Regions from separate parts of the Homo sapiens genome. Here all the other regions are linked to region 1. Evidence: chromatin loops called from intact Hi-C (ENCODE). Cell type or tissue: CD4-positive, alpha-beta T cell. All regions are shown on one strand. Each heading gives the region's core, and the rest is flanking DNA. Links, peaks and the distances in the headings are about the cores only.

Region 1 (7,196 bases), core at 2,197-7,196:
TAAAGAGCATACTTAAGCATCAACCAGCTGGCTGTTTTGGAGTTTTCATGTTTTGTATGATTCCAGTGCACATGTGTGCACTTAGTAAATTTCTGATGCTTTTCTCTGTTAACCTGTCTTTTGTTATAGGAGTGTCAGCCTTGACCCTTTATGATGGGGAGGAAGGGGATCACCCCTTTTCTGCCTCTGCACCCATTTGAGGTTTGTGGTTGAGTATTTTAAAGTGCAACTGGTTGGCTCAGTTCTGTGATTGATTTCTAGGTGTTTGGCTTATGCAGCTGGCATTTGGTGGAGCCATTTATCAAGAAACAAAATGAAGGAGGATAAGAAAGCCTTTCAGGAAAGATAATGAATCAATTTCGAACATGCTGAGTTTGAGGCATCAGTGGGACATCAAAGTGAAGTAGTATTATACATGGGTCTAGTGGAGGGGGGAAAGAAGCACATGGTGAAGATGTGACGGGAGAATTGTGAGTATGTGGACCAGAGCTGAAACCCTAAGGGCACAGCTGAGATGACTGTGGGAGAGGGTAGCATGGAAGAGAAAGGTTAGCAGAACCCCGAGGAGCACTAATTGTGAAAGAGTCGCATACATTTATCATGCTTGAAGGTCGTGTCTCTCTAAGCAGATTCTGAGCTCTTCAGGGTCAAAGGCTGGGTCTTGAGCTTCATTCATTCTTAGCCCCTGTCATAGTGCTGGCCACACAGAAGACAATTCTAAAATTCACTCTGATTTTATTTCTCTGCACTTTCATTTATGAGGATCCTATCACGGTTTATGATTTGAAATGCTAAGGGATAATTTTTTTAAAATCATAACTTTCATACGAATATAAAAAGAACACTTGTAAAGATTTGAACTCAGTACTTAACAAGAGAACTAGTAAAATGTTATCACCACTTCAAGAGACAATCTAAAGAGCAGACAAATATACAGCCAAGGATGTGCGAATGAACTTCCCTAAGATATGCAAAACTGGCTTTTTCCAAAGGAAATTGAGGCAAGATGGGTCAACTTTACTTTCACAGGATAAAATTTATTTGCATGTTTATAGACAAATGTTACTATTATTTGCATTGCTATCAGTTATGCACAACTTACAGAGTTGTAAAATAGCTTAAAGTCAAGAAAGGCACAGGATACACCATAGAGTCACATCTGGAATGGCATGCTAGACTGACTCTTTTTCCTTTGAAGACAACTGTAACCTTCTTGGTTCATTTCAAAGTCACAATTTCTCCTGTAATGCTAAAAAGGAAAAGATATTATCCCTACCATTTCTATGAGTGGGGTCTATTACAAAACATAGATGAAAGTATATTTGGGTATTACTATAACATTTCCTAGTTGATGAGGGAGATGAGGCTGAATTGGGGACCCCCCCTAACATAATGTCTTCTAATTGGCATGGGAAATGTTCACGAATCAAACCAAACCACCTCAAATCCACCCTGGAATGAGGCAGAGTTATAAACAAAATATAGAAGATGTTGAAATAGCCCAGTTGGTTCATTGAGCTTTCCAAGTCAGAGTGCAGGTCCTGAAGGTGGTGACTGTCTCCCCTGTCCCCTGCTGCTCCACCCCTACCGCCATGTCTGCCCTCCTCTAGGAATGCAGGACCGTCTGACTGTATCCTCAGCCTTCAGGTCAAGCACATGATCTGTTTAAAAATGGAAACCCTCCTATCCTTCAGTAGTGAACAAGGGCGACTCTGGTTGCTTTTGGAAAATTCAGCTGCTTTAGTCCAACAGTTCAGGAGAGGATCAGCATAAGAACTTGGTGATGATTACTAGAGAAAATGCTCCTATGATTTCCTGAGCATAATATTTCCCCTTGCAATTTTTGAGTGTTCTATAGCAAACCTGCCAAAAATGTGGAGCCTATAAATAGGGGAGAGTGGGAAGAAAAAAATGGGACCTCTCACAATGCCACTGAAAACAGGGAACTAAAAATTTTCCAGAGATGCAAAGTCAAAGGGGGATTAATATTTACTTAGAAATGAAGTAGCAGGTGCATGCTTTATAAAGAAAAGCCAAGAAAGGATGAAATTAGGGGAGAGACTGAAAAAGATGGAAAAATGTGCCAACTAAAGTCTCATTTTGAAGAAAGTTACAGATCAACAAAGGGGGAAAAACTCAGGTAAAAAGACTCCATATTATGTCTTGCATTGATTAGGCAGGTGCTTTATATGCACTTTTAAATTTTCTCTTCCTGCAAATACTATGAAATAAGTATCACTACCAGAGATGACATTCAAATATTTAACAGCAGACAAATATTTAACAGCACAGACACTAGCCAATCAGAAGCTGGCTAGAGGAGCCCCGCTAAGCCAGGCAGTAACCCTCTAATGGCTGGATCATGAGGCCAAGGTAGGGGTCAGGGCAGCAGCAGATTCTGTACAGAGGCCATTCACCAACCTTTGAGATGTTGCAATATTTACCAAGTAGCACAGCTGAAATACTGTGTGCCAGTTGAACATCAGCTCTGAGTGGAAACCCAGGGCCATGTCCTCTGGGCAGGTGTAGGCTTTCTCTCTTGCGTTTGTCCTCTGTAGATTATGATGCTAGCATTGAAGTCTTTCTTGTTGCGCCTGGCTGTGGTGGTCTGCACCACTATCTGTGTCTCCAAGCCGCAGCCCACTCCATGGGGTCCTGATGGTTCCCTTCTGAATCTAGGGAGGACAGCAGGCAGCAGGGACCCTCCATCGCTGTTGCCACTTAATCCCTTTAGCATCCTCAAGATAAGCCCAGTCTGTACAAATTCAGGTTCATTTTATTTCTAAAGTCCCAGGAACAATGTCAGAAGGGAATTACAGTGAAGAAAGAAAGAGTTCAAGTTCCAGCTTACCTAGACTTCCTGCAGAGCCTCGAAAGAGAAGGCAGGGTTGCAGACATCTTTGTTTCATCTGTCCAGCATCCTCTCCCGTGCCTTGGTACTGGGCTTTGAAGCCAGGCTGCCTGGGTTTGCAACTTGCCACTTATTAACAGTGTGACCTTGGGATAAAGGCCCACCTTTCAGAGCCACTATAGATTGGTTATTGGAATTGCTGGTTTTGTTAGGTGTTACAAAATGTCAGGGTTTTTTTTTCTTCTTTTGATGCGTAAACTGAGGTATTAGGGGATAGGAAATGATATGGTGTTTAGAATTTGCTTTAAAACATATTCCAATAAAAGGGCTGGACTCAGTGGTTCATGCCTGTAAACCTAGCACTTTGGGAGGCTGAGGCGGGTGGATCATCTGAGGTCAGGGGTTCGAGACCAGCCTGACCAACAGGGAGAAACACCATCTCTACTAAAAGTACAAAATTAGCCAGGCATGGTGGCACATGCCTGTAATCCCAGCTACTCGGGAGGCTGAGGCAGGAGAATCGCTTGAACCTGGGAGGTGGAGGTTGCGGTAAGCAGAGATCATGCCATTGCACTCCAGCATGTGTAACAACAGTGAAACTCCGTCTCAAAAAAATATATATATATATGTATATATATATATATATAAAACAACAAAAAAAGAAGGTCTCGATGCGGTGGGTGGGGAAGGGCAGAGGAGACAGGTTGATGATGGTTGAAGCGAGGTGCTAAGTACATAGGGTGGGGTTCTTGTGCTCTCCACACTTCTGTGTACTTGAAAATTTTCATAACAAGAGAAAACAAAAAATTAAACAGAAAATGAGGTTTTCATTTCCTCCAGCAAAACAAACATAACAGGGACTTAGGATGTACTTTTCCCAATCGCTCCTCTGGCAGAATATTTTGATCCTCCAGCTAGCTTCCGGCTCTTATCCTGTTCATCTGTTCTGTAGATACTGGCAGGAAATAGGCTCTTCAACAGGGCCTGCTAGGTCCAGTGCTAGGGAGTAGAGCGTTTTGGATTCTACGCCTACATTTTTTTTTAAGTGACCAGTTTTCTAGTTGAGATACTTGAAATACAAAGTCTCATGGTGAGGTCTTACCCTCTGCTGTCCCATTCCTTTTTACAGGCCATCATGGCGTTAATCTTATCTCCAAGGAGAAAAATTGGGAAGAGAGGCCTAGATTCCTCAACAGAAGCGGGAAGGAAAGGTTTGCAGAATGAAGAGTGTGAAGTGAGGTTTGTGGTTTGAATCATCCGAATGTCAAGGAGAAAAGAAGAAAAATGAATCATCATCATTTGACCACGGTATTTACAGCTAGCGGAAGGGACAAGAGGAGAAAAAAGCAAGGGAGGAGATAAAGGAAGAACGTCTCAGAATAAAATTGGGGTGGGTGGGGGGAGGAGGAGGAAGACAGTCTAAGAAATTGGTTTGGTTGCACCAGTACTGGCCACAACACAAAAATTTGTCCATTCCTGGTTGAAATTAAAAATAAATGTGCATGCACATGTATTTGTCTGCTGTGTTTAATCAGATAGCGAGGCACTCCTTTAAGCACCTTGAAGACCCAAAGTTGCGCTCAGAGGCTGCCCACCTGGAACGGAGACCGAGGTTGAGCAGGGAGCTACTCAGAGGACCCAAAGCCGCCTAGCTGACCACCTTCTTCCCTATGAGTTCCCAGTAACGGAGCCCAGTGGAGGAGACGCTACACTTCTCTGTGGGGACAGAGGCTAAGGGCGGGGGTCTCCATAGAGGCGTTAGCGCCCACCAGCGGCAGTGACCGCGCACAGGGAGGTGAAGAATGCGACCACGGTGATACGTCCAACCTGGAAAACGGGCCTGAGAACCAAAGGGCCAACTTCTGGCCATGCATAACGAAGCAGAGCAGTCTCAGGGTAGAAGGCACTGGAAAAGCGTTGTAGGACAATTTTTCCCAGTAGAAACGGTGGGGGTGGGAGGGAGACCCGCTCACCCCTTTTGACCCACCCCTGCAGCTCAGCCACGCCTCCTAGGGAGGTGGGCAGCCTTGCAGGAGCCCGCGCGAGGCTGCAGTACCGCCCTCCGCCACATGAGGGCAGCACGGCCTACCCGTGCAGCAGCGGCGGCCCCCGCGCCCCTCTTGGCCAGAGCCAGGCGCAGGCCGGCTTGCGGTGCCGTCGTTCATTGGCCGCGGCGCGGGCGCTGCCATGTTGGCGGAAGCGGACCCCCCTGTGCCGTGGAAACTGGCGGTGGCCGCGGCCGCCGAGTCGGTCTGCGCAGCCTCCTGCGTTTTCTCGCTTGGATCTTGGCACTGAGAGGCGGTGGCCGGCGGGATGGAGAAAAGTAGGATGAACCTGCCCAAGGGGCCGGACACGCTCTGCTTCGACAAGGACGAGTTCATGAAGGTGCGCGCGGCGTCCGCTCCCCGGAGCCGGGCCATGAGGGTGCCTCTGCCCTGTGCCCTCTGTGGCGGTCTCTTCGGTCGGCTGCTCCTGCCTGCGCACGCTCAGTGTCAGGTCCTCCGCCGAGACCTCGCTGCACTTCGCAATGAGTCTTTTGGCGTCAGGTTTGGCGGGTGCAGCCTGGAGAAAGCACTTCTGTAAAATCGTGCGTGTTACATGGAAAGGCCTGAAAGTTCTGGGCAAGTGGTTTTGAGCTGCATGTCAAAGCCACTGTTACCCGTTCCTGTTACCATGCAGTGCAGTCAGATTGCCAGTCCCCTTGTCGGAAAGAAGCTTGTGGACCGGGGCCTTGGAGCTCATTAAGTGTGTGTTGAATAAATCTCCAAGCCCACGTACTTTCCTAGGGACTCGGGTCGGAAAGAAAAAGAACTTAATCTGAAGTTTTGCTTAACATTCAGCTAAAGCTTCCAGAATGGGATATTTAGAAGCTTAGAACATTCTTACCGACTATTGCAGTACGACAAAGCAAACCATTACTCTTTAAAGAAGTTGCTCTACTTTTTACGTGATGCATTTGAAGAAGTTGGTAGTTGTAGGTCATAAACTTAGAGAAAAGAAATATAAACTGAAAACACTTCACTGATGATAAAGTTCATCAGGCACAGCCTTGAAAATGGCCAGGCTTTGAGTGAGAGCTGGGAGGAGCTTTGCTCCTACTTGGTGTATCCCTCTGGGTCTGCACTTAAGCCATTCAAAAAATGTTTCTATTTAATTTCCTGAGGACTAGGATTTTTGACACCTTTTAGTAGCTGCTTTCAGTGTTAAAAAGCGAAAAGTTTTAGCTGGTTAGTAGACATCTACAATTTTGAGCAAGTGAGTTGAAATCTTACTCTGCCTTTCTTGGTGACATAATGTTTTCTAGATTAATTAGCCTATCTCTTTTTGATAATATTTGCATTCAGATTACATCTCCAAAGCTGTTTTTTTTTAAAGTAGATCTGTATCTTCTCCAGTGTGACCATATCATTTTTCGTATGTAGGACTTATCTATACCCAGGAATAATGTACCTTATTCTTGTAAGTGATATTCCTATTAGACCACTGTACTAAAAGGTGTAACTTCATTAGGATGTCTCAAAGAATGTACAGAATCAACTCATTGATCCAGAAACCCTTCGTTTTGCCTACTGGCTAAGAGCTACCCTGAAATGAGGGTAGAAAGAAACAGCTAAGGGTACATGCTGGGGAGAGGTGCCCTGGAAGAGGAAAGGCCATACACGGAGATCAGGGGCCTTGTTGACGTCAAGAATCTCAGAGTACAGAATAATCTCAGTTTGTCCATCTCTTGACTTCTTAAGGCTCAACACCAGCATCTTCTCTGACTCACTAGCCCCACCACCTTTCCCACTCTGAGTTGACAGAATGCCTTTGGTAAATGCAGCTTCAGGAAGTGAAATCACAGAAATACAAGTTCTAAAATAGAACTTAGAGTGCAAACTGGGGTGGTGGCTGGAATGCCAGCAATTGCATATTTCGTGGCTCTGTGAATATGCGGTACATTTTGTAGTGCTTATAAAAGTGACAACATACATAGAAGAAAATACATAGAACAGCTGTTCTGTGTAAAATTTTGTTGATTTTTTAGGTGGAGCTTGAAGATAAAGGTTATTTGCAATTTGTGTTGCCTTAAACATATAAAACTACATATAAGTTGCACTTCCATGGCAGAAAGGATGGTTGGAACACTTGTCCAGGCTATATTTCTATGTTTGTGTCTCATTCAGCACATTTTGTAATTGGATAGGTTTTGTACGTGTGAGAAAGTTGGGATATGACATTTGCATTGGGAGATTTGAGATTGCTTGAAAATCCAGATTTAAAGTTGCTTGAAATCCACTCTCTTCTGTTATTACCTCTCTTCTGGTATTACGTCTCTTCTGGTGTTGATGGGAAACTGTGTTTA
Region 2 (7,196 bases), core at 435-5,434, 1.1 Mb before region 1:
AATCCCAGCTACTTGGGAGGCTGAGGCAGGAAACTCGCTTGAACCTGGGAGGTGGTGGTTGCAGTGAGCTGAGATCACACCACTGCACTCCAGCCTGGGTGACAGAGTGAGACTCTGTCTCGAAAAAATAAAAATAAAAAAACACTAGACAGGCCACCCATCTCTCACCATTTACGTAAAGGTATACTAGAGAAAACATAAATTTAATCTCTATGCCACATCTAGGCTCCATTTTAAACTGCTAATATAGGTAAATGGAAAGATGACACCTACCTTCAGCCAATGTTAGGGCTTCCATGACTTTAACAGGAAGAGAAGATCCAAACGTTTTCACATCATAGTTCACAGACTCAGTTATGGAGTGGTGTGGGAACATTCGTGTTGGTGTTCCCCTAAAGAAAAGAGTCTATATTACCTTACTTGTAACTTAAAATTCTCCATTATCCTAATTTTTTATGTATATATTTTCACAGTAAGGAGTTCTTTGAAAAAAATTAACACTGGCTCATATTTACCATGTAATTAAATGTAATATTTTTCATGTAAAAAAAAAACAAAACAGGATTTAGGAAAACTTGGCTTCAATCCCATAGACTCTAGTATTGAAATGCATGCCTGTATTCACTTAAACTCCTTATAATTCTGCCTCCTTAGCTGTGAAATAAGGCTTAACTAGACCAGTGTTTTTTTTTTTTTTTTTTCAAACAGCGGGTCATTTTGCAGATCTCAACATTTTTGAAAGACAGAATATAAAACATCAGCTTTTACCATATGTTGTGGTCAAATACATTTTATAAATATTGGCTTAGATGAGATTTAAGCTCATCTAGCTTTAGGTGCTTAAGAGTCCACCAGACCTGGCCGGAGCAGTGGCTCATGTCTATAATCTCAGCACTTTGGGAGGCCGAAGCGGGAAGACTGCTTGAGACCAGGAGTTCAAGACCAGCCTGGGGAACGTGGCAAGACCTTGTCTCTACAAAAAAAATTTTAAATTAGCCGGGCATTGTGGCACCAGCCTGTAGCCTGGGCGACAGAGAGTGAGACCCTGTCTCTTTAAAAAAAAAAAAAAAAAAACTATCAGATCTGTACAACCAAGCAAGAAATCGAACAGGTTACGAGCATCAGCTGTTACATGGTCCTCAACAGCAGATATCACAGTAAAAACTTTATTTCTTGCTCACCCTCTTAACATTTAGAATATTGTAAAGTCACCAGAATAAAAGGTAGTCTATGTCTTATCACGAGAATTAAATGAGAAGATGCACATACAGAAGGGCTAAGGGCTTTGTTTCCTGACAGAGGATAACAAAGGTTTTTCTTCAAATGATCACAAGAAGAGATTTAAATAAAACAACACACAGTAAATAAAGTATGCTTTTATTCTCCAACTTTTCGCAAAAGGAATAGAAAACACTGACAAGATCAGCACTTTGAAAAGAACTTTTCAAAATATGCCAAAAAAAGTCAAAGATACAGTGTATTCTTTCAAAACCACTTCTCCTTTAAAGTACTGAAAAATTTTACAGATAAATTTTAACCATAATTTCAAGACACAATACTTTGTGTTTCCTGCAGGGAAAAATTCATTTTTTATAGATGAATTCAGAGAAAACTATGCAGAAACACTAAAGTTTTAGGTTAATTATGAACATGGTGTGTGTTGGGGGTGGGGAGGGGTGTGTGTGTGTGATGATTTTACTGGTGCTCCAAACGAGCAGTTTTAGTAACTAAACTATCACAGTACTCTTAGCTCACTTATGTAAAGCCTTTTCCTTATAATTTACCTAGAAAGTTAAATTCCGTAGCTAGAAACCCTTTAATTACCAATCATCAGATATTAATGTCAGTTGGTATGTTAGGCATTAAACAATGATCTTTCAGGGTTGTAGGTCCTCATTATCACCATCACCTTACATCTGCATCGTGGCAATTCATAATAACTCCTCTGGCTCAGGTGAGATATATTATCGCCATTTCACAGATGAAGAAAATCACGAGTGACTTACACCAGATCACACGGGTAGTAGGTGGGAAGTAGGTAAACACTGATGCAAATCCAGTTTGTACTTCACTTCTGCACAAAGGTATCCATGAAAAATGCAAAGTGGGGAATCAACTGATCAACTGATAATCAAAACGAAGCAGATACTACCTGCAGCAGTGGAAAAGGTCTATTTTCCAATACTGTGGCATTCTATTCCGCCGCCCCGGTTCCAAAGGCTTCTAAAGACAACAACCTATCCGGCCCACTGCGGCCCGTGAGGCTGTTGGTTGCCAGACCCAACCAGGGAGATCACTTACCGCGAGCTTAGCGAGCTACGCCGGCCGACCGGCGAGAAGAGCACTGGGGAGCTGACTGCAGACCCCAGGGGCAGACCCTTCCTGCTAGCCGTCCGGGGCGTGGAGCCGGGCCCGAGTCCGGCCAGCGGGCCCCTTCGGGACCCGGTACCCGGGGTCCGCGGAGAAGGGGCGGCTGGGAACATGACTCCAAGGAGCAGCGACTAGGACAGCGAGGGATCTGGCCGTCAGGTTGCAGCCTGGCCTGCGCGCGGAACTTAAACACCTAAGGGAAGAGATGGCGCGCGATGATGACGTCAAACGCAATGGCTCCCGCGGGTTGTGGTCGGAGCGCTGGCGGGGGCGGGATCGTGACGTTAAGGGCGGTGCCCAGTCAGCGAGGTAGGTCGGGAAGGCAGCCGGCGGCCCCAGATCTAGAACCGCTGCAGTGCCGAGCTTCCAGGGACGTGAAGCCGGAAAGCCAGGCGCCCTTCTTGACTGCGCCTAGGTGGAACTGGCCCTCCAGCAGCTTGAACGTAGCCTCTTTTCACACTGGTAGTTCCTGAACCTCTTGTGAAATGAAAGATGTTCCTCATTCCAAGCTGAGGACGGAGAAAAGCCGTAAAGCTGACACTGGTATCGCACTGTGATATTTGTTGTTTTCTAGGTTTGCCATTTTCCCATTCAACTTTGCGCAGTCTCATCCACGCTGATGACGCCACAAATCCGTGTCTCTAACCTGGATCCAGCTCAAAACCCCCAGACCCCTATCATTCAGCTCCCTAGGGGACAATTTCAGCTGGAAGTCCTGCGAACTCCTCACAATCCACTTATGAAAAGCGCATTCATGTTTTCCTTTAGGACCCCTCTCCTACCACCATCTCTGTTCCAGCTTGGTAAAACTGGCCAGTTGTCCAAGGCAAAGAGAAGAGCTCTATCTGCAGTCATCCCTCACACCTACCTCCACCCTAAGATCATGGTATACGTTGTAAGGTCCTACGTGTCTGTACTAGATCACACATTTGCACTGCCTCTGCCCTGGTTCTGGTACTTACCTTTCCCTCAACCACTGCGTAGCCTCTTCTGCCAGCGGGAGGGAGTAGGGGAGATGGGGAGAGGGTTCCTTACCTGTGTCTAGTCTTCCTCCACTCTATCTTCTCACTGCCAACACAATGAATTAAGGCAAACGTAATGCTGCTCTTGGGCCTGTAAATGCTTCAGTGGCTGACCATTGCCAGTAGGTTATTTGCTAAGCTCCTTTGCAAGGTCCTATGTGATCTAAGTCAGGTTGGCTTTTCCGTCCGTGTTGTACTTCCAGCACTTCCCACTTGCACTCCACATTCCGAGAACTTAAAAACCCAAATCTCCCTCCAGTGCCCATGTCCATGTTTCTCTCACCTGGAATGCACTCCCTGCCTTGTTGGTCCAGAAGGCGCCTACCTTCCGCATCAAGTTAGTTCTGTGCTGCCTTCTCAGTGAAACCTTCCACAGGATTAGGTCCCCCTTATCCTTTGTCCTCTCTGCTCCTGTGTGTAGACTGTATTTTTATCCTGCATAATAGTTTGTTTTCATAATTGTCTGTCAAGTACTTCCTTTTAAATGTCTTGACAGCAAGAGCAGTGACTTTGTTACCTTTGTGGCACACAGTAACAGACACATAGTAGACTTTCATTCAACGTGTGTTGAAATAAGGGAATGGTTAAGTAAACATTGACGTATTCACATGTGGGAGACCACAGTGTGGGTGTCAGTTGTTGACATTCCCCTGGGAAGCCAGTCATCTATCTATGCACCAGTGGCATCTGAGCAGTCATCTTGCCAAGGTTACATAGGCTAGCTGCTTTACTCCTTCTCCCACCTGGGTGTCTAACCCAACTTGGCAGCTTGTTGAGTCTTATAGCTCTGAGAGCCCAGTGCATTTCCTCCCTGTTTCATTCTTACAAGGAGGGGTGTGAAATAGGCAATAGAGAGTATTAATAGTTGTGTCTGAGAGGATTGGTGGGATCAATTTTATTCTTGTGCTTTGTTGGACTGGTTAGTGGTTTCCCCAGCATCCTAATGTAAAAGCTGTTGTTTGCAGGAGCTAGAATGACTTGTCAGCCACCTTTGAGCAAGAACTTGCCTGGAGTCCAAATGTATGGCTATTGAAGGATAGTAAGCAGACAGCACTAAAAGTCATCCATTCGTTATGGATTTAGTGAGTACCTACCATGTGCCAGGCTATGTGATAATTGCTAAGGCTTATAACTAAACAAAGCCCATGGGTCCTACCCTCATGGAGATTACAGACCAATGAGAAAGACAGACACTGAAAAAATGAACACAAATATCCAGCTACAAGCTGAGATGTGTACTATGAAATAAAAGAGCAAAGTGTATGAGAGAGAATCACTGGGGCTACCTATTTTTGCATGGAGGTCTATAAAGGTCTCTGGGAGAAAAGGACGTTTAACCTGAGACATGAAGCATAAGAGAATAGGAGGAAGAATGTTTCAGGCAGAGGATCCTTGGCCAAAGGTCCTGAAGCAGCAAAGGACTTGGTGCATTCTAGGAACTTTATTTATTCTTATTTTACTTTATGATTTTTCTAGAGATTGGGTCTTACTCTGTTGCTCAGGCTGGAGTGCAGTGGCGTGATCAAAGCTCACCACATCCTTAACCTTCTGGGCTTCAGTGATCCTCCTGCCTCAGCCTCTGAGTTGGGACCATGGGCATGTACCACCACACCTGCCTATTTTTTATTTATATATATATTTTTAGAAATGGGGTCTCACGGCCAGGCATAGTGGCTCACGTCTCTAATCCCGGCACCTTGCAAGGCTAAGGTGTGGGAGGATGGCTTGAGGCTAGTAGTTCAAGACCAGCCCCTGGGCAACATAGCAAGACCCTGTCTCCCCAAGAAATTTTATTTTAAATTCTAAAAAAAATACAATTAAAAAATGGGGTCTTGCTATATTTCCCAGGCTGGTCTCAAACTCCGGGTCTTAAGTGATCCTCAAGCCTCAGCCTTCTGAGTAGCTGGGATTAGAGCCAGAGACTTTAAACAAACAAATCAACCTGAAAGACTAAAAGTAAAGGGAATTGGAGAAATAAGGAGAGACCATGAAGGGCCTTGTAGGCTCTGTCAAATAAGATCCTAGAGAAGGCCAGGCGTGGTGGCTCACACCTGTAATTCCAGCACTTTGGGAGGCCCAGGCAGGTGGATTGCCTGAGGTCAGGAGTTCAAGACCAGTTTGGCTAACATGATGAAACCCCATCTCTACTAAAAATACAAAAAAATTAGCTGGGCATGGTGGTGTGTGCCTGTAATCCTAGCTACGTGGGAGGCTGAGGCTGGGGAATTGCTTGAGCCAGGAAGGTGGAGGTTGCAGTGAGCTGTGATGGCGCCACTGCCCTCCAGCCTGGGTGACAGAGCAAGAAATGCAAATCAAAACCACAATGAGATATCATCTCACACCAGTTAGAATGGAGATCATTAAAAAATCAGGAAACAGCAGGTGCTGGAGAGGATGTGGAGAAATGGGAACACTTTTACACTGTTGGTGGGACTGTAAACTAGTTCAAACATTGTGGAAGTCAGTGTGGCGATTCCTCTGGGATCTAGAACTAGAAATACCATTTGACCCAGCCATCCCATTACTGGGTATATACCCAAAGGAATATAAATCATGCTGCTATAAAGACACGTGCACACGTAGGTTTATTGTGGCACTACTCACAATAGCAAAGACTTGGAACCAACCCAAATGTCCAACAATGATAGACTGGATTAAGAAAATGTGGCACATATACACCATGGAATACTATGCAGCCATAAAAAAGGATGAGTTCATGTCCTTTGTAGGGACTTGGATGAAACTGGAAACCATCATTCTCAGCAAACTATCGCAAGGACAAAAAACCAAACACCGCGTGTCCTCACTCATAGGTGGGAATTGAACAATGAGAACATTTGGACACAGGAAGGGGAACATCACACACCAGGGCCTGTTGTGGGGTGGGGGGAGGGGAGAGGGATAGCATTAGGAGATATACCTAACGTAAATGACGAGTTAATGGGTGCAGCACACCAACATGGCACATGTATACATATGTAACAAACCTGCACGTTGTGCACCTGTACCCTAGAACTTAAAGTATAATTATATATATATATATCAAGACTGTCTCAAAAAAAAAATCATAGAGAAAACAGATGGTACCCTCAGGCTAGGTAGTTAAAAGAATTTAATAAAGGAATGTTAGAGGCTGGGGGTGGTGGCTCACACCTGTAATCCCAGCACTTTGGGAGGCCAATGAGGGCAGATCACCTGAGGTCAGTAGTTTGAGACCAGCCTGGCCAACATGGCGAAATCCTGTCTCTACTAAAAATACAAAAATTAGCCATGTGTGGTGGTGCGCATCTGTAGTCCCAGCTACTTGGGAGGCTGAGGCAGGAGAATCACTTGAACCTGGGAGGCGGAGGTTGCAGTGAGCTGATATTGTGCCACTGTACTCCAGCCTGAGTGACAGAGTGAGACTCCATCTCAAAAAGTAAATAGGCTGGGTGCAGTGGCTAACGCCCGTAATCCCAGCACTTTGGGAGACTGAGGTGGGTGGATCACAAGGTCAGGAGTTCAAGACCAGCCTGACCAACATGGTGAAACCCTGTCTCTACTAAAAATACAAAAATTAGCCAGGCACAGTAGCTCACGTCTGTAATCCTAGCACTTTGGGAGGCCGAGGCGGGCAGATCACGAGGTCAGGAGTTCGAGACCAGCCTGGCCAATATGGTGAAACCCCATCTCTACTAAAAATACAGGAAGTAGCGGGGCGTGGTGGTGCGTGCCTGTAGTCCCAGCCACTCGGGAGGCTGAGGCAGAAGAATCACTTGAATCCAGGAGGCGGAGGTTGCAGTGAGCTGAGATTGCACCACTGCA
Region 3 (7,196 bases), core at 1,022-6,021, 570 kb after region 1:
TGTCTCAAATCTCCCACCCATGAGGTGGCTCATCAATATCGATTTCCTCCTGTACTTTTTTTTTTTTTTTTTTGAGATGAAGTCCCACTCTGTTGCCCAGGCTGGAGTGCAATGGCACAATCTTGGCTCACTGCAACCTCTGCCAACCTGTTCAAGTGATTGTCCTGCCTCAGCCTCCCAAGCAGCTGGGACTATAGGCGCCCACCACCATGTCCAGCGAATTTTTTTTTTTTTTTTGAGACAGAGTCTTGATCTGTCGCCCAAGCTGGAGTGTAGTGGCGTGATCATGGCTCACTGCAAGCTCTGTCTCCCAGGTTCACACCTTTCTCCTGCCTCAGCCTCCCGAGTGGCTGGGACTACAGGCACCTGCCACCACGCCCGGCTAATTTTTTTGTATTTTTAGTAGAGACAGGGTTTCACTGTGTTAGCCAGGATGGTCTTGATCTCCTGACCTCGTGATCCTCCCGCCTCGGCCTCCCAAAGTGCTGGGATTACAGGTGTGAACCACCATGCCCGGCCACGAATTTTTGTATTTTTAGTAGAGACGGAGTTTAACCATGCTGGCCAGGCTGGTCTCAAACCGCTGACCTGAGGTGATCCACCCACCTCGGCTTCCCAAAGTGCTGGGATTACAGGCGTGGACCACTGCTCCCAGGCTATTTCCTCCTGTATTTCTAACTGTGAGCATTTGGAAGGGTTTTAGAAACCAAGACCAGAAAATGCATCTAGATTTGAGGTTTTGAGGCCTGAAAATCCTTGGCAAGGCCAGGCTCGTAGGGCTGGCAACTTGGATGAACACAGAGCAGGGAGTGTGTGCATGTGTGTACGTTTGTGTGTGTGTGCACGTGTGTGGTAATCATACAGGAAAGACCCTTCACTTCTGGGTGCCGACTTTCTAACAGAAGCGAATGTGTTTGTGTCTCTGAGCCGGTTAGAAACTACTAGCAAATTCCATCCCCTGACCCTGCTCCTCTCACCTCCTCCCTTTTTAGTGGCCTGGTTCACATTTGACCCCAACTCTGGGCATCGGGACATCATTTTATCCAATGACAACCAGACAGCCACCTGCAGCAGCTATGACGACCGGGTGGTGCTGGGCACAGCTGCGTTCTCCAAGGGCGTGCACTACTGGGAGCTGCACGTGGACCGGTACGACAACCACCCAGACCCCGCCTTCGGGGTGGCCAGGGCCAGCGTGGTCAAGGACATGATGCTGGGCAAGGATGACAAGGCCTGGGCCATGTATGTGGACAACAACCGCAGCTGGTTCATGCACTGCAACTCCCACACCAACAGGTGCGATTGGGCCCCATCCTGCCTCCCGTGGACACAGGTTGTTTGGGAATGAGGGTCCTGAAGACCAGTGTCCCTTCTGCTGTCCCCAAAGCCAGGAGGAATTGAGAGGAGGTATTTTCAGCCACTTTGGTCTCCATTTTCTAGGAGGCCTTCACTCTGCCCATATAGAACTGGCCTGCAGCCCAGATGAGGGTATGTTATGGTGACTCTCACAGCACCCGCACAGATGGGTCTCCCAAGTTACCCAGCGGGCCACACGGTGGTCCTCTGCTGGGATATGGAGCTCGTAGTTTTCTTTCTGGTACGGCTTCACTTTCCTTTTCAACTGTCAACCCAAGCTTGGGTTGCTGCAGGGTGTTAATGGGCACCACTGGGGCTGGTGTCCTCACAGCTGTGACCAGGTCATTGCCACTAACTTGCCTGCAGTGATCCTGGCCACTGCCCTGGTCTCATGTGGGCTTGAGCCTCGGCAGGGCCGGGCCCTTGACAGGGCAGTAGCAGAGGGCATGGCTGGGGTGCTCACTACTAACGAGCCTGCCAAGGGTGCCCACAGCTGTGGCTTTGCCCTGAGACTGGCCCTGGGAGTAGGGTCACCAGCATGGACACAGGAGACTCAGGTCCTGGCCTGTGAAACTACTGGGACCTCTGTTAGGAGGGCAGATGGGGATGGGTCCTCCAGGGCTGCCCCTGAGGCCTGGGCTTCTCTAGGGTGCCTTGGTCTCTCTCCTCAGACACAAAGAAGGCAGTGCCCCCCCAACACCCCTGCACCATAGCTCTGTACTCTTTCTCCTCTCCCAGGGATTTTGTGCTCACACCTGGCCAGCATGTGGGGATGGACGTGGGGGTGAAGAATCCCCAAGGCCAGAAATGGAGAGTTGCAAGTTGCAGCCACCTGAAGCCACCTCCTTGCTATGGAGCCTTGCTCCTGGTCTGCTAAGGGCCATCTCCCCAGCAGGAAGGGGTGAGGAACTTCAAGAGCTGACCTTGACTTCGCTGGGCCCCAGCCCCAGGCAAAATTGACCCGGAGGCTCTCAGTGCTCTGGGCCCACCTGCAGCTCCTATAACAGCCCCTGGGGCACCTTCCCGCAGAGGAAGGACCAGCTTCTTCTTTCTCAGGGAAGCCACGTCTAATCTGGGCCAGGGACTTGCCTGAGGGCCCTCAGGACCCCATCTGCTTGCCTCTTTGCTTGTAGGCAGGGCCCCTTCTCTCCTGAGTCCTGGGGAAGAGGCGGGCAGCTCTGTGCCTCTGCCCGGACACTGCAGGCTGGCCACTCTCCCTCCCACCCACAGAGGGGCCAAGTCCAGGCCCATCAGCTCCGTCTCTGCTTGCTTAAACCAAACTGGCACCCAGATACCCTGTTTGCTGGCAGGAGTGATAACAAGAAGCATTTATCAAACCCTTACTTGTGCTCAATGCTGTAGGAAGCACTCGATGTATCTGAGCTCATTTAATCCTTGCAAAGGTACTATTATTGTTGCCATTTTACAGATTATAAAACTGGGGCTTAGGCTGGAATGGTGGCTTGCACCTGCAATCCCAGCACTTAAGGAGGCCGAGGCAGAAGGATTGCTTGAGCCCAGGTGTTTGAGACCAGCCTGGGCAACTTAGTGAGACCCTGTCTCTGTAAATAATAGTAATTTTAAAAATTAGCCAGGCATGGTGCTGTGTACCTGTAGTTTCAGCTACTTGGGAGGCCGAGGCAGGAGGATCGCTTGTGCCCAGGAGTTCAAGACCAGCCTGGGCAATATAGTGAGACCCTCCTCTCTACCAAAAAAAAAAAATATATATATATATATATATTTTGTTTGTTTGTTTAATATATATATTAAAAAGCCTGGGCTTAGGAAGGTCAGACAACGGCTCGGGTCACGCGGCTAGTTGATACTGTCAGGGTTGAGCCCAGGACCCCAGCCTTGGTTTGTGTGGTGCAGACTCCCCAGCTCTCCTGGCCATTGGCCACCACACCCCTCCCAAGGGCTGCGGAGCACTTCTTGGGCCTTTGCTGTCTTTGACAGCCCCTTGGTGCCACCTCAGTAAGAAAAGCAGAAGGGAAGTGAGGCCATGAGAAGGTAGAGAGAACCTGCCCCTGTCTGCATGTCCTCCCACCCTCGGATGTGGATCGGGTAGGGTAAGCGCTATCTGGGAGGAAGCCGAGGCAGCCGGGAAGTTGGACCCCAGAGCTGACTGGGGGCCTGAGGCTTTGCTTAGGTTGGACTCATTCCTGCACCTCCCATGGGTCACTACCGCCACCCGGTGGTCGGTGTCCAAATAGCATCAACAGTGCGGTTTTAGTTTCCTTCTCCCACCTGCCGGATCCCGCCCCGGGCACCCTCGGGGGAAACCCTGCCTTCTCCGGAAACACCTGTCTGGGCCGCCCACCAAGTCCTCCTCGGGACTTCCTGTCGTGAATCCTCGCTGCTCACCTTCCCTCTGCCCTACCAGCAGCGTCCAGCAGATCAACTCATTATCAATCTGGAAGGACAAACATGGTTTTCTTAGCAGAGTGGCGCTGCTAAGGTTAAGGCTAAGACCTCAGCCCTGAGCGGGCGCGGTGGCTCAAGCCTGTGGTCTCAGCTACTCAGGAGGCTGAGGCAGGAGGATCCCTTGAGCCCAGGAGTCCAAGACCAGCATGGGCAACATAGTGAGGCCCTCGTCTCTATAAAATAATTTAAAAATTAGCCGGGCATGGTGTGTGCCTGTAGTCCTGTTGTACCTAGGCGAGTTAAGGAAACGCTACACTTTGAGACGAATTAAGAGTCCTTTATTAAGCCGGTGGCCAAAGAGACAGCTAATGCTCAAAATTCTCTCGGCCACGAGTAACGAGCTCGATTAACTTTTATACTTAGGTTTAGGAAGGGGAGGGGGACTCAAATGTAATAATTCTACAGAAGTAAAAACATGCAAGAATCAAAAGAAGCAAAATAGTTACAGAGAGATAAACAACTTGAAAGACAAATAGTTACAAGAAGAGCAACGGTACCAGGTGCAAGGTTCTAAATCTTTCATTATAATTAGATATAAGGTCTATGCCGGACACGAACTCAAGGTTTTATGTTGTTATCTCTTAGAGAAAAATCCTAAGAACTTCATACATTGTTGGTGTTAGTACCTTATCAGTTAATTGGGCTCTTTTGAAATGCTGAGGATCTGTTTACCCAGGCCAACTCCTTACGGAAGGGGGTTAGGTGAGGAGCCTTTAGTGTCTTGTAAATTAAAAGGTCAATTGGAGTTTGTCCAGCCTTCCCAGCTAGAGAGAGTCTTATTTACATGAGAAGCAAGGCTAGGTGATTAAAGAGACAAGCAGGACAAAATTCAAAGTAACAAGTTAGAGTAAAAAGGTTAGGCGTTTCAGTCCCAGCTATTCGGGAGGCTGAGGTGGGAGGATCCGTTGAGCCCAGGGGTTCCAGGCAACGGTGAGCCATGATTGCACCACTGCCTGGGCCACAGGGAGAAACAGCCACTCTAAAACAAAAAACCACCTCAAGGAAGGGAAGGAGAGTCTGCAGGATTCGGCCCATGGGAGAAGATGTGGTCAGCCAAGCCCCCCCTTGGGAGCATGTTCCTTACTTTTATTATAGATTCACTTCCACCGAGTGGATGTGAATTCTTACCACCTACAAAGTACGACGTTGCCAACACTGATCAAGAGCACAATGGACATTCTCAACGTTCCGCTATTGGTCACCTGAGGGATAATGACTGCGACAGAGGACTTGATTTCAACTTCAGCACCCTTCTGCCTGCCATACGCTGCTTTTTGAGGGACCCTAGGATGTTTCTGGGAAGATGAGCCAATGTTGAGTAGGGGCCTTTCAAAATTTCCTGAAGGCCTGGATGTCCACATCTTCATCGACCTCAGCATCCTCACTTGCCTAAAACAGAAAAGGGCGCCAAGTCAGTTATTTTCTTTGGCAGGAAAAGGTGCCTTTCTTACCCATTCTCCATGCTCCACAGTTTCAAATGGGACCTTCTCATCAAAACCCGAATTTTCTAGTGCGCAGATCCCAGATGCTGTCAGAAAGAGGGGGTTGAACAGCCTGGAGGTGTTCCTCTAGGGGAGTCTTCATCATGGCCTGTTAACAAGGTGTGTCCACTGTGAGAGAAGGCTCATGTGCCCAGGAGAGCACCTCACCACCACCTTGGGGACTATGTTTAAGTGAGGTTGTTCCCAGCATCCTATATATAATTTTCTTGGCCGGGTACAGTGGCTCATGCCTTTAATCCCAGCACTTTGGAAGTCCAAAATGGGAAGATCGCTTGAGCCTAGGAGTTCAAGACCAGCCTGGGTAACATAGTGAGACTCCTATCTCTACAAAAAACACAAACAAAATTAGCTGGGTCTCATGTCATGCGCCTGTAGTCCCAGCTACTCGGGAGGCTGAGGTGGGAGGATCTCCTGAGCCTGGGAGGGCGAGGCTGTTGTGCACCGAGATGGCGTCACTGCACTCCAGCCTGGGTGACAGAGTGAGACCGTGTCTCTAAATAAGTAAATAATTCTCCTGAGTTATCACCTACATCCCAGGCTGGGTGTGGTGATGGTCTTCCTGGGGACTCTCTTCCCAGGACGGAAGGTGGCGTGTGCAAGGGGGCCACCGTGGGCGTGCTGCTGGACCTGAATAAGCACACTCTCACCTTCTTCATCAACGGGCAGCAGCAGGGCCCCACAGCCTTCAGCCACGTGGACGGGGTCTTCATGCCAGCCCTCAGCCTCAACCGCAACGTGCAGGTACACACCTCCCCAGGGCCGGACCTGGTCTGGCTGCTCCCAACTGTTTGCCACAGGTCTCTGCAGTGCCCTTGGGCAGAGTGGGCCATAAAGAAGCTGACCACAGAGCCTTCCCAGACAGAGCTTATCAACTGGCCTGCCTTGGACATTTCCTGGAGGCGTTCCGTTCTAACCTGTTCACTTGGGACACCCAGGGGCCCTAAGGTGGCAGCTTCTGGAGACGCAGACCTCAGGACTGAGCTCAGTCCCTGGGGAGTGCTGGTAGCTCAGGAGGCCTGAAACAGAGAGAGACAAGAATGAGAGCCCAGGAGGGTGTGAGGAAGGGAGAAACACGGAGGTGCCATCCTTCGTCTTAGTAGAGTCCTCCTCCCCTTGGGATGGGGAGTTGGAGTGTGGGGAGCAAGGTCCTGTTTTGTGGCCCTGAATATTGAGGAGTCTACATCAATCACTGATTGATCGATTCGATCCTCTACTCATTTGCAAAAGGGATTTGTGGCAACCTAAAAGATAGGCTTATGGCCGGGCGCGGTGGCTTACGCCTGTAATCCCAGCACTTTGGGAGGCCAAGGCAGGCGGATCACGAGGTCAGGAGATCGAGACCATCCTGGCTAACACGGTGAAACCCTGTCTCTACTAAAAATACAAAAAAAAAATAGCTGGGCATGGTAGCGGGTGCCTGTAGTCCCAGCTACTCAGGAGGCTGAGGTAGGAGAATGGCATGAACCCGGGAGGCGGAGCTTCCAGTGAGCCGAGATCGCACCACTGCACTCCAGCCTGGGTGATAGAGCGAGACTTCATCTCAAAAAAAAAAAAAAAAAAAAAAAAGATAGGCTTAGGCTTGGCCTGACATGGTGGCTCACGCCTGTAACTCCAGTACTTTGGGAGGCCATGGCAGGAGAATCGCTTGAGCCCAGAAGTTTGAGACCAGCCTGGGGAATGAACAAGACACCATCTCTACCAATGAACAGATAAGCTTTTTTTAATCCAAAAAATAAGAGGTTGGCTATAATTCCTCACAGTTAATAGAATGGGTTTAATAGGAAAGGAAAGAAGGTCATGGCTAGAAAGTAGACACAAATATGTAACCACGGGAGCCAGTGCGTGAGAGCCGTGCTCCTGTGATGGCGTCTACTTTGCCCAGCTGTGGCAGCTCTGGCAAAATGAGGAACCAGT

The links. Hi-C counts contacts between places; a loop is a spot of excess contacts. Peaks named below come from ENCODE experiments on the same cell type or tissue, not always from the same donor. Only the 100,000 strongest peaks of a DNase experiment are listed, where the experiment ranks them.
Region 2: a loop joins it to region 1, with 11 times the contacts of the local background. A loop is called at or near these places in 3 of 110 quality-filtered maps.
Region 3: a loop joins it to region 1, with 5 times the contacts of the local background. A loop is called at or near these places in 25 of 110 quality-filtered maps.

The regions. Positions count from the first base shown.
Region 1 is chr1:230,637,443-230,644,638 of GRCh38, forward strand. COG2 (component of oligomeric golgi complex 2) reads left to right here and starts at 5,039. Exons shown (of 18, transcript NM_007357.3): 1 at 5,039-5,236. The coding sequence starts at 5,165. LOC124904545 (a long non-coding RNA gene) reads right to left here and starts at 3,255. Exons shown (of 2, transcript XR_007066935.1): 1 at 2,852-3,255; 2 at 1,017-2,675. RefSeq lists silencers at 4,833-4,972, 6,586-6,705 and an enhancer at 5,063-5,282. In CD4-positive, alpha-beta T cell, for the core only: CTCF peaks have their summits at 4,904 (motif pointing right) and 5,103; DNase peaks (open chromatin) are centred at 4,919 and 5,249; H3K4me3 peaks cover 2,138 bases; H3K27ac peaks cover 587 bases; H3K27me3 peaks cover 347 bases.
Region 2 is chr1:229,505,767-229,512,962 of GRCh38, forward strand. NUP133 (nucleoporin 133) reads right to left here and starts at 2,575. Exons shown (of 26, transcript NM_018230.3): 1 at 2,302-2,575; 2 at 274-392. The coding sequence starts at 2,483. NUP133-DT (NUP133 divergent transcript) reads left to right here and starts at 2,664. Exons shown (of 3, transcript NR_110630.1): 1 at 2,664-2,913; 2 at 4,358-4,474. RefSeq lists silencers at 2,266-2,495, 3,436-3,730 and an enhancer at 2,546-2,665. In CD4-positive, alpha-beta T cell, for the core only: no CTCF peak of the experiment used is centred there; a DNase peak (open chromatin) is centred at 2,615; H3K4me3 peaks cover 1,858 bases; H3K27ac peaks cover 1,685 bases.
Region 3 is chr1:231,207,955-231,215,150 of GRCh38, forward strand. It overlaps TRIM67 (tripartite motif containing 67), which reads left to right. Exons shown (of 10, transcript NM_001004342.5): 8 at 993-1,296; 9 at 5,861-6,023. Among named protein-coding and RNA genes, the nearest start is that of TRIM67-AS1, 24 kb to the left of the region's middle. RefSeq lists enhancers at 3,382-3,791, 3,912-3,971, 7,007-7,196. In CD4-positive, alpha-beta T cell, for the core only: CTCF peaks have their summits at 3,571 (motif pointing left) and 3,772; a DNase peak (open chromatin) is centred at 3,597; H3K4me3 peaks cover 781 bases.